Regions from separate parts of the Homo sapiens genome. Here region 2 is linked to region 1. Evidence: chromatin contacts called from ENCODE Hi-C or POLR2A ChIA-PET data. All regions are on one chromosome and are shown on one strand. The core of a region is the stretch at or near the end of the contact, and the rest is flanking DNA. Distances in the headings are between cores, read along the strand shown. Region 1 holds the start of PACERR (PTGS2 antisense NFKB1 complex-mediated expression regulator RNA). Region 2 has its middle 98 kb from the start of PDC.

Region 1 (4,235 bases), core at 628-3,127:
GTGGCCCATGGGCATTCAATAAACAGCTGGACCATGCTACCTCCACAAACTGACCAAACAGTAAAGGTTAGAAGAGGTATACAGAGTTGTGAGCAGACTGTATAAACTGGATGGGACTAAATGTCAATATTTTTGGCGATTAAGATGGAAGGCAAACTTAAAAGCTATCTTAAAGTCTTTTTGATAAGCTTGGAAATATGTTTTTAGATTAGGCTTACAGTATTATAAAGCATATTTTTCTTTGAGAAGGCTAAAAACCTTAGAAAGACACTTGTACTTACATGTCAACACATAACTCATAATTGCATTTCGAAGGAAGGGAATGTTATTCACAACGTTCCAAAATCCCTTGAAGTGGGTAAGTATGTAGTGCACTGTGTTTGGAGTGGGTTTCAGAAATAATTTTATTCTTGTCAAAAATTCCGCTGCAAGAAGACGAAGAAAGGGAGGGAGAAATTAATGGGACTCATTATAAGACACAAATCTATACAATGATAACTGTATCCAGCCCCACTCCTAATGAGGCAACCAAAGGACAAACTTACGTGTTGAGCAGTTTTCTCCATAGAATCCTGTCCGGGTACAATCGCACTTATACTGGTCAAATCCCACACTCATACATACACCTCGGTTTTGACATGGGTGGGAACAGCAAGGATTTGCTGCAATTAAAGGACAGCAAATAAATCATTCTCTAGTGTCTTAATCTTAATTTAAACATTTAATTGTTTGACTATGAATCAACTTTACAATAATAAATTCAAGAAATATATAGGTAGTCATGGAAATACAATTTTTTAACCTGCCTTAGAATGGATAAAACGTAGAAATACCAATTTTCTATTCTAAATAAGGATAACAGCATATTCAACTTGGTACATCATGTTACTAAGCTTTTCTTAGTTAACTCTTTAGATGTTAAAATTAGCATTTTTAAGAAGTTCAAATAAGTAGCACTTCACTTTCCAAATTAAAATGGATCTAGTACACTAATCAACATTTAGGGAAAAATTCAAAGTAAAACAGCTTACTTTTAAGACATTTTGCTTATCTTAAAACATAATCCGGGCTTTCCTGGGAGCAGGAAAGAACTGACTAGAATATTTAAAACAACTTCTTCCACTCAATAAAAAGGTTCCAAATATAAACAATTCACATATATTGATCAGATCCTGTCTTATCATAATGACAACCTGCAAATTAGTATCATCTATCCCTATTTAGGAGGTGAGAGTGTCTCAGATCGGTTAAGTAACTGGCTCATAATGATCAGTGCTTGTGGGAAAGCTGGAATATCCACGGAGTTCTTTCGAACTCTAGCGGTCCAAGCTCTTTCCCAAGTCACGTAGCTTCTCTATTCGGAGAGAAGTCGGAGTACTGGGATAGACCCAGGAGGTCAGAGCGGAAACTCTGCCCGGGTGCGTGGAACCGGAGTCCCCGGTGCGCGGCGCCAGGTACTCACCTGTATGGCTGAGCGCCAGGACCGCGCACAGCAGCAGGGCGCGGGCGAGCATCGCAGCGGCGGGCAGGGCGCGGCGCGGGGGTAGGCTTTGCTGTCTGAGGGCGTCTGGCTGTGGAGCTGAAGGAGGCGCTGCTGAGGAGTTCCTGGACGTGCTCCTGACGCTCACTGCAAGTCGTATGACAATTGGTCGCTAACCGAGAGAACCTTCCTTTTTATAAGACTGAAAACCAAGCCCATGTGACGAAATGACTGTTTCTTTCCGCCTTTTCGTACCCCCCACAAATTTTTCCCTCCTCTCCCCTTAAAAAAATTGCGTAAGCCCGGTGGGGGCAGGGTTTTTTACCCACGGAAATGAGAAAATCGGAAACCCAGGAAGCTGCCCCAATTTGGGAGCAGAGGGGGTAGTCCCCACTCTCCTGTCTGATCCCTCCCTCTCCTCCCCGAGTTCCACCGCCCCAGGCGCACAGGTTTCCGCCAGATGTCTTTTCTTCTTCGCAGTCTTTGCCCGAGCGCTTCCGAGAGCCAGTTCTGGACTGATCGCCTTGGATGGGATACCGGGGGAGGGCAGAAGGACACTTGGCTTCCTCTCCAGGAATCTGAGCGGCCCTGAGGTCCGGGGGCGCAGGGAATCCCCTCTCCCGCCGCCGCCGCCGTGTCTGGTCTGTACGTCTTTAGAGGGTCGAGGAAGTCACGTCGGGACAGACTGGGGCGAGTAAGGTTAAGAAAGGCTGACATGTTTTATGTTTTAGTGACGACGCTTAATAGGCTGTATATCTGCTCTATATGCAGCACATACATACATAGCTTTTTAAAAAACTCTTATTTTGTGGAATGAAATAGCTACCTTCAGTGTACATAGCTGTAATTTATCTTTGTAGCTAAGTTGCTTTCAACAGAAGAAATACTGTTCTCCGTACCTTCACCCCCTCCTTGTTTCTTGGAAAGAGAGGCGGGAAAGGTAAATTCTCCTCATAATACTGGTCCTAAGCAGTTACCCTGTAAATAGTTAATGTGAGCTCCACGGGTCACCAATATAAAGTTTCCTGCCTTCTGATGGACAAAGGAAGCGGCGATGGCCAGAATTTGCAGGGACGCTAAATGTCCAAAACGTATGCCTTAAGGCATTTCTCTCCCTGATGCGTGGATTATTTTGGTTACTAGCCCTTCATAGGAGATACTGGTAAAATAAATTCGAGTTTTAAAGTTCACTCTTTTGTCTTTTCTGTCCACTTTTCCAAGATTATGAGTTGTGACCATGGATCAAAGTACAACATAGCATTTACTTTTCAGTTGCCTGGGCTTATTGGGGCTAATTTTCTATTCTCGTTTTGGAACATAGTTGGATGAGGAATTAATTAGATGGAAGGGAGATTTTGACAGTTGGAATTTCATCTTTGCTTTTGTTTAACATCTATCATGGGTAGTGCTCAGGGAGGAGCATGTGAGGGTGAGATACTAAAAAATATATATATGTATATGTGTGTGTGTATATATACATATATATATACACACACACCAGAAAAGAAGTGGAAAATAGAAAATTCAGTTATGTCCTAAGTCCTTAGCATTACAGGAAAATGACAGCATAAAACCTGAAATAAAACTACACCAGGTACCTCAATTTGTAGAAGTCTTATAAGAAAAAAATAAATAAGAGACTCACTTGGAGGTTTTTTTTTTAACTGTTTTGCTTAGTGTACACATCTGATTCTTCATGAGACACGGATGACTAAAATTCCATCTCATCTAGGAAGCCTTTCTCCTCCTCTAGTCATATTTCATCATTCCATTTATGGCACTCCTATTTATTGCATGGAATCTTACATGAAATTTCAACTAAGAGCGTGGATCATTTTCTTTTTGATAATTTAATAATTTCAATCTTCTGTTTCATTTTAAAGGAGTAGGTTGCATCTACTGAAATTTGAAGTTTATAGTTAGAGCTACTAATGTTAGTTTGGGTTAGAAGCCATGTTAGAATCCATACTGTGAGAGAGTACTAAAATTTTACATTACAATCCTGAATTCATTTTGAAGTGATCATCATCATTGTCTTCCTTATCAGACATTAATTGTTCTGTTGTCTGAAAAGAGATTTGGATACAAAAGTGAGGGAAAAACAGGGCATAAGGAATAATTATATTTAGATTATTTTAAACTCAAAGGAATTGAACTCCATCTATCCCATAGTGGAAATTCTGTCACTTATATAGCAGGATAGAGTGAAGAGTTCCATGTACTTGGAAAGTCAAAAAAAAAAGTTCAAGGAGAATCTGGGACTTTAAGGATGGGCAGAGTTTTAGAAAGAAGTGCAAATCTGAGCATAAGGAAAAAAGTTACATAATTTATTAAATAACTGACAATTCTGAGACAATAAAATAAAACGGATAGGTACATTTGGGATGCTGGTCATGGGAGTGTATTAAATGTGCCAAACTAAATTAAGACCACTAAACCTGTTTTATATGGAAAAGTACTGTGACTATTGTGTACCATAAAAAAAAGGTTTGATCATGTAAAACTTATAGCTCTCATGTTTGCATATATTCAATGTTTCTGTGTCTATTTTAGGCAAATATATGGATCTGTTGTACAAAATTTCTATTAGCGTCTGAAATTTGTTGGGAAATAATCTACATGAAAAGAAAATAAGGAAGAATCTTAAAAATCTTCCAGAGCTTTCTGTTGAGTTTTACTGCCCCCTTCTGCTGCTTGAAATTTTGTCAACTTTTTTCCTAAGATGCTAGGAAGATTGCCAGACAGATTTTGTGTT
Region 2 (4,235 bases), core at 1,165-3,664, 120 kb before region 1:
CTTTCTCTGGGTTTAATTATGACAAAAAATAAGTGGTTGAGAAATGCATGAATAACGTAGAACTTAAGAGATATGTCTGTGGCAACTTGGAGTTCATAATCAATGAAGAATTGCAAAATGATAAACAACAAAAATTTTTATTTCTTTATGTATTAGCTCTTTCCCTCCCTCCCTCCCTCCGTCCCTCCCTCTTCCTCCCCCTACCTCCCTCCCTTCCTTCCTTCCTTCCCCTCTCCTTCCCTCCCTCCTCCTCCCTCCACTCTCTGTCTCTTCTTTCTTTTCTTTCTTTCTTTGTCTTTTATTTTGCTAGTGATGTTCAGAATAAGAAGAATTAGGTAGACACAGATCTACTATTTAGAGATGGAGAACTAAAATTAACCAATCACAGAAAGAAAACAAAGCTATTTTGCTTTCATCTTCTTCTAAGAGAATGGCATTTACATTAACCTGCTGATATGTGTTAATTGGTGACTATAAAGAGAAAATTGGAATTTGGGAAAGGGGACTAAGACAAGCAATGCCAGTATAAAATAATGGAAAAATTATAGGGTCTGACATTAAACCAGGGTTTGATTTATGTCCTACTGGATATGTGACTAGGGAAAGATGTTTGATCTAGTCAAGCTGAGTGTATGGAAAGTTTCATTTTCTTCATCTTTAAGATGGAAATAATAATACCTACTGGACTATTGATATAATTGGGTCAAATGAAATAATATGTTTGAAGGATATTGAACAGTGCTTAAGTTTTCTTCTGTTTCCAACTAGTAAGATAGCTAATATCTTCACACTGTACTCAAACTATATACATCCAGTGGAATTACACCCTGATTTCTGAAAGTACTTTGATATGTGACCATAAAGCTCTCTGTTGGTAGTCTTTGGAAAATTGTGTAGGAATGGCAGAGGTTTAGAGAAGAAGAGTGGCTCTGATTTTTTTTTAAAGAAATAGGGTAGAGTTGGGAGATTTCTAAAGAGTAAAATTCACGTTAATCCCTGGGAACATTTTCTAGAATATATTACTAAATGAATAGCTTAGGAAGACTTAAGTAATGTTATTTTGAGTTAGAATCCAGCATGAGTACCAAGAGAACAGGTCATGATAAACAAATCAGTTTTATTTCTGCTAGGGTTGCTAGGTTGATAGATGAAGGTAATGCTATAGACACCTAAGATATTTAGTAAAGTGACAGTAGCAACTGCTCATAATTATTCTTGACAGATAGGGTTTCGCCCCAACCCATCACTTATTATTCATTTAATTGTGGTTTTTAGACATAAATAAGTCATTACATCTATTCTCATAATGATTTAATCTTACTGATTTTTGATTTGTTCTAGCTTGCTAAGTTCATTTGAAACTTTTTTAGCTTTCATTCCAGCTTTGTGCTACTTACACATTTGATGTGCCTCCTTTAGTGAAATGCAAGGACCCAGATGATTCCTTCTAGATTATGAATCTATTTGATAGACAAGATACTGATTGTCTTACTTCATGGGAAGAATGTGGTTTATTTCTTGCAAGCTATGTGACTTTGGCCAAGTTATCCAAAGTGATGGAAAATTGGCCAGTCTGGCAAACAAACAAGCACACAAACAAACCCACAGAAGTGTTCTGTGCTATGTTGAGAGTAGCACAGGAAAAACAGAAAATGGTTTGTTTTTCCTGCTATATCTAATCCCTAAGGTAATTCTAAAGAATATTACCTTCTATAAACCATATCATGGAAATGCCCATTATAATTTTCCATTCCAGGTTCTAGAGAAATTCATTTATGGTATCAGCTTATTTTTAAAATGTAAAATCTCTTTTTAATAAAGGCAATGTAGGAGCTCCATCCATGACTACATCAATAGCCCCAAATTATACTGTTTCCTGGAGTATCTGGGAAAATGAGCCATACCATACATCATTACCATTCTTGATCATATTAATGACCTTAATTATGACATTTTATATACAATGGTATGGATTTCATTAATTTCCTTATGTGCAGAATCAAGAATTTTAGTTGAGGTCTTATAAATGTTTTAATCAACATATATAAATTAATATTTAAAAGTATATCTAGGTTCAAGGACAAACATTGTGTTAACTTCACATAGGGGAAAAGTCAAAATGGATGCCTATAGTTTGTATTTTTCACCTCCAAAAATTTATGATTATGTTTACTAAAATCACATATTCATGTAGTGATTTGGTATAAATACAAATACTTTTTGGATATAAAGATAGGGACTATGTTATTTCAGATCATAGGTGTATTCATTTTACACCATTTCTCTGAATTCTTTATGTATTAGAGAAAACTTAATCATACAAACAAGATTTTTGGCTTGGTTCACTCAGTTCCACAGCTTCCGTTTTCATCATCCTGTCTATTTGAGAGGCATTTTAGGCAAACTGCTTGCCTGAGGCCAAGGAGGTTACGTGGGCTCAAGTACCTGCATGTTCATTCTGAGTGAAAACATCTTGCCTCTGAAGAAGTTTATAATTAGTAACAGTTTGAAAGGTCTCACGCTAAGGTAGGAGAAAGCATTTGAGGATTAGGTCTGGTATGTGTAAGAAATGAGGTGATGAAAGAAGTTTGGTGACAAGATCTTTTGTCACAGGCACCGAGTATAATATTCATACTATATAAGACATTTTATCCTTTTTTTGATCTTTCCTTTTCCAATGATGAAAGTGACCCATCTCTTTGGAATGGGAAGTTACTGGAGAGGGATTGGTTTGTGAGAAAAGCAGGTTTCGTGTGTGAGATCACATCCTGTACCCAGTAAAGGTGGAGTTTACCCTAGCGCTGCTTTATTACATACCAAACCAATAGTTTCACATGAAACTGATATACTCTGCCCTTGTGGGATCCTTAGCCCCTCTTGTCAACTTTCAGGGTTGGATATAGTATGATCCTGTAAGAATTAACCTCTGTAAACTGCCATTGGCTTAAAAGCCCAAAATGTTTGTAATAAAATCTAAATTTTTGGGCATAATTTTAGGTCAATCATACTCAATTGATGATAATTTGATCCCCCAGAAGGCATTTGTTAATTCCTGGAGACATTTTTTTATTAACACCATTTGGTGGTGGTGGTGTTATGGGTATCTAGTGGGCAGGGCCAAGGATGGTGTTAAACATACATTTCATAGGATACTCCACAACAAAGAATTATCTGACCCAAAATGTCAGTAGTGCTGAAGTTGAAGAACCTTGAATCAAATAAAATAGTATTTTTTTGACAGAGAGTGGGTTGTTTCTGTACACATTCAGTCTTATACTAAACTCAGAGCTCCTTTTCTTAAGGTGTTCAGTATTCTGGAGAAGCAGAATAAAAATTAATGTAGTATGGACTTTGATAGGAGAATACAGAATAAATTTCAGAGTCACAAAAGAAAAAATGCTTACCTTTGAGAGATTAAAGAAGAACTATAATGAGTAGATATAAAATGTAAAATGTGGTATAACATTTAGCTGTTTTCAGTTGCAAGTAGCATTAAAAAATCTTCTCAATAAAGATTATTGATTGGTGCACATACTGAAAGTTCTAGGTAAAGTGAGCTTCAGTGTTGGTTTGTTTCAGTAGCTCAATGAAATCACTGAGGACCTGACATCTCCCTTTATCTTCTCTGCCTTCCAGAGTGTAAAGCTTTAGTTTAAGACTCATTCTCCCTCTTGTTCATAAGATGTTTACCAGCTACACATCAATGGCAAGAGAGAGTGTCAATTCCAGAACCACCTCAGAGGAGTCAGGAAATTTTTTTCACATAAACCTTACCTTACATCTCACTGGCTCTAACTGAGTTATCTGAACCAAGAACTGTAACTAGAGTGTAAAATTACGCTGATTAGCTAGAGCTGCGCCAAGTTCAAAGCATAGAACCAGAGAAGTGTGGATATTTAAACAAAAATGGGAGTAACTATTAAAAGAAACAAAAACAGATGTTAGCAAGATGACCAGCTCCACTATATGTGGGAAGAACAATCAAGTTAAGAAGAAAGAGCAAGGATAAAGGCATGGAGGAAGGAAAGAGCACAGCCTGTTCAGATTTAGCTCTAATGCGACTGATATGGCTGGTGTGGTGGAAAGCAGGGGCAAATGGAGTTTGAAAGGTAGGTGAGGGCCAGGTCACAAAAAACAATTCAATTTCATGACAATAAATTTATTCTTTAGCCAAATATGAACATTAAAGAATTTTAAGCAGCAGAATGACATGATGAGAATTGTATTTTTGACAC

What was found. Hi-C counts contacts between places; a loop is a spot of excess contacts on that map. ChIA-PET counts read pairs that join two places held with the same protein, here RNA polymerase II (POLR2A). Pooled maps may share reads with other maps.
Region 2: a map of mammary epithelial cell shows a loop between it and region 1 (14-fold over the local background). The contact joins the enhancer-like site here to the promoter of PACERR in region 1. A Hi-C loop is called at or near these places in 1 of 168 maps with a recorded cell type or tissue (mammary epithelial cell) and 1 of 50 pooled maps. POLR2A ChIA-PET finds 5 or more read pairs at or near these places in 3 of 52 experiments (Caco-2, MCF 10A and RWPE1).

Annotation. Positions count from the first base shown.
Region 1 is chr1:186,678,777-186,683,011 of GRCh38, forward strand. It overlaps PACERR (PTGS2 antisense NFKB1 complex-mediated expression regulator RNA), which reads left to right and starts at 1,878. Exons shown (of 1, transcript NR_125801.1): 1 at 1,878-2,670. It overlaps PTGS2 (prostaglandin-endoperoxide synthase 2), which reads right to left and starts at 1,647. Exons shown (of 10, transcript NM_000963.4): 1 at 1,463-1,647; 2 at 546-662; 3 at 282-425. The coding sequence starts at 1,514.
Region 2 is chr1:186,557,242-186,561,476 of GRCh38, forward strand. No RefSeq gene overlaps it. Among named protein-coding and RNA genes, the nearest start is that of PDC, 98 kb to the left of the region's middle. Within about 2 kb of position 2,415, at least 2 of the 41 ENCODE cell types and tissues checked have a DNase peak (open chromatin) inside an H3K27ac peak, as active enhancers do; they include mammary epithelial cell, where a contact is called at or near this core.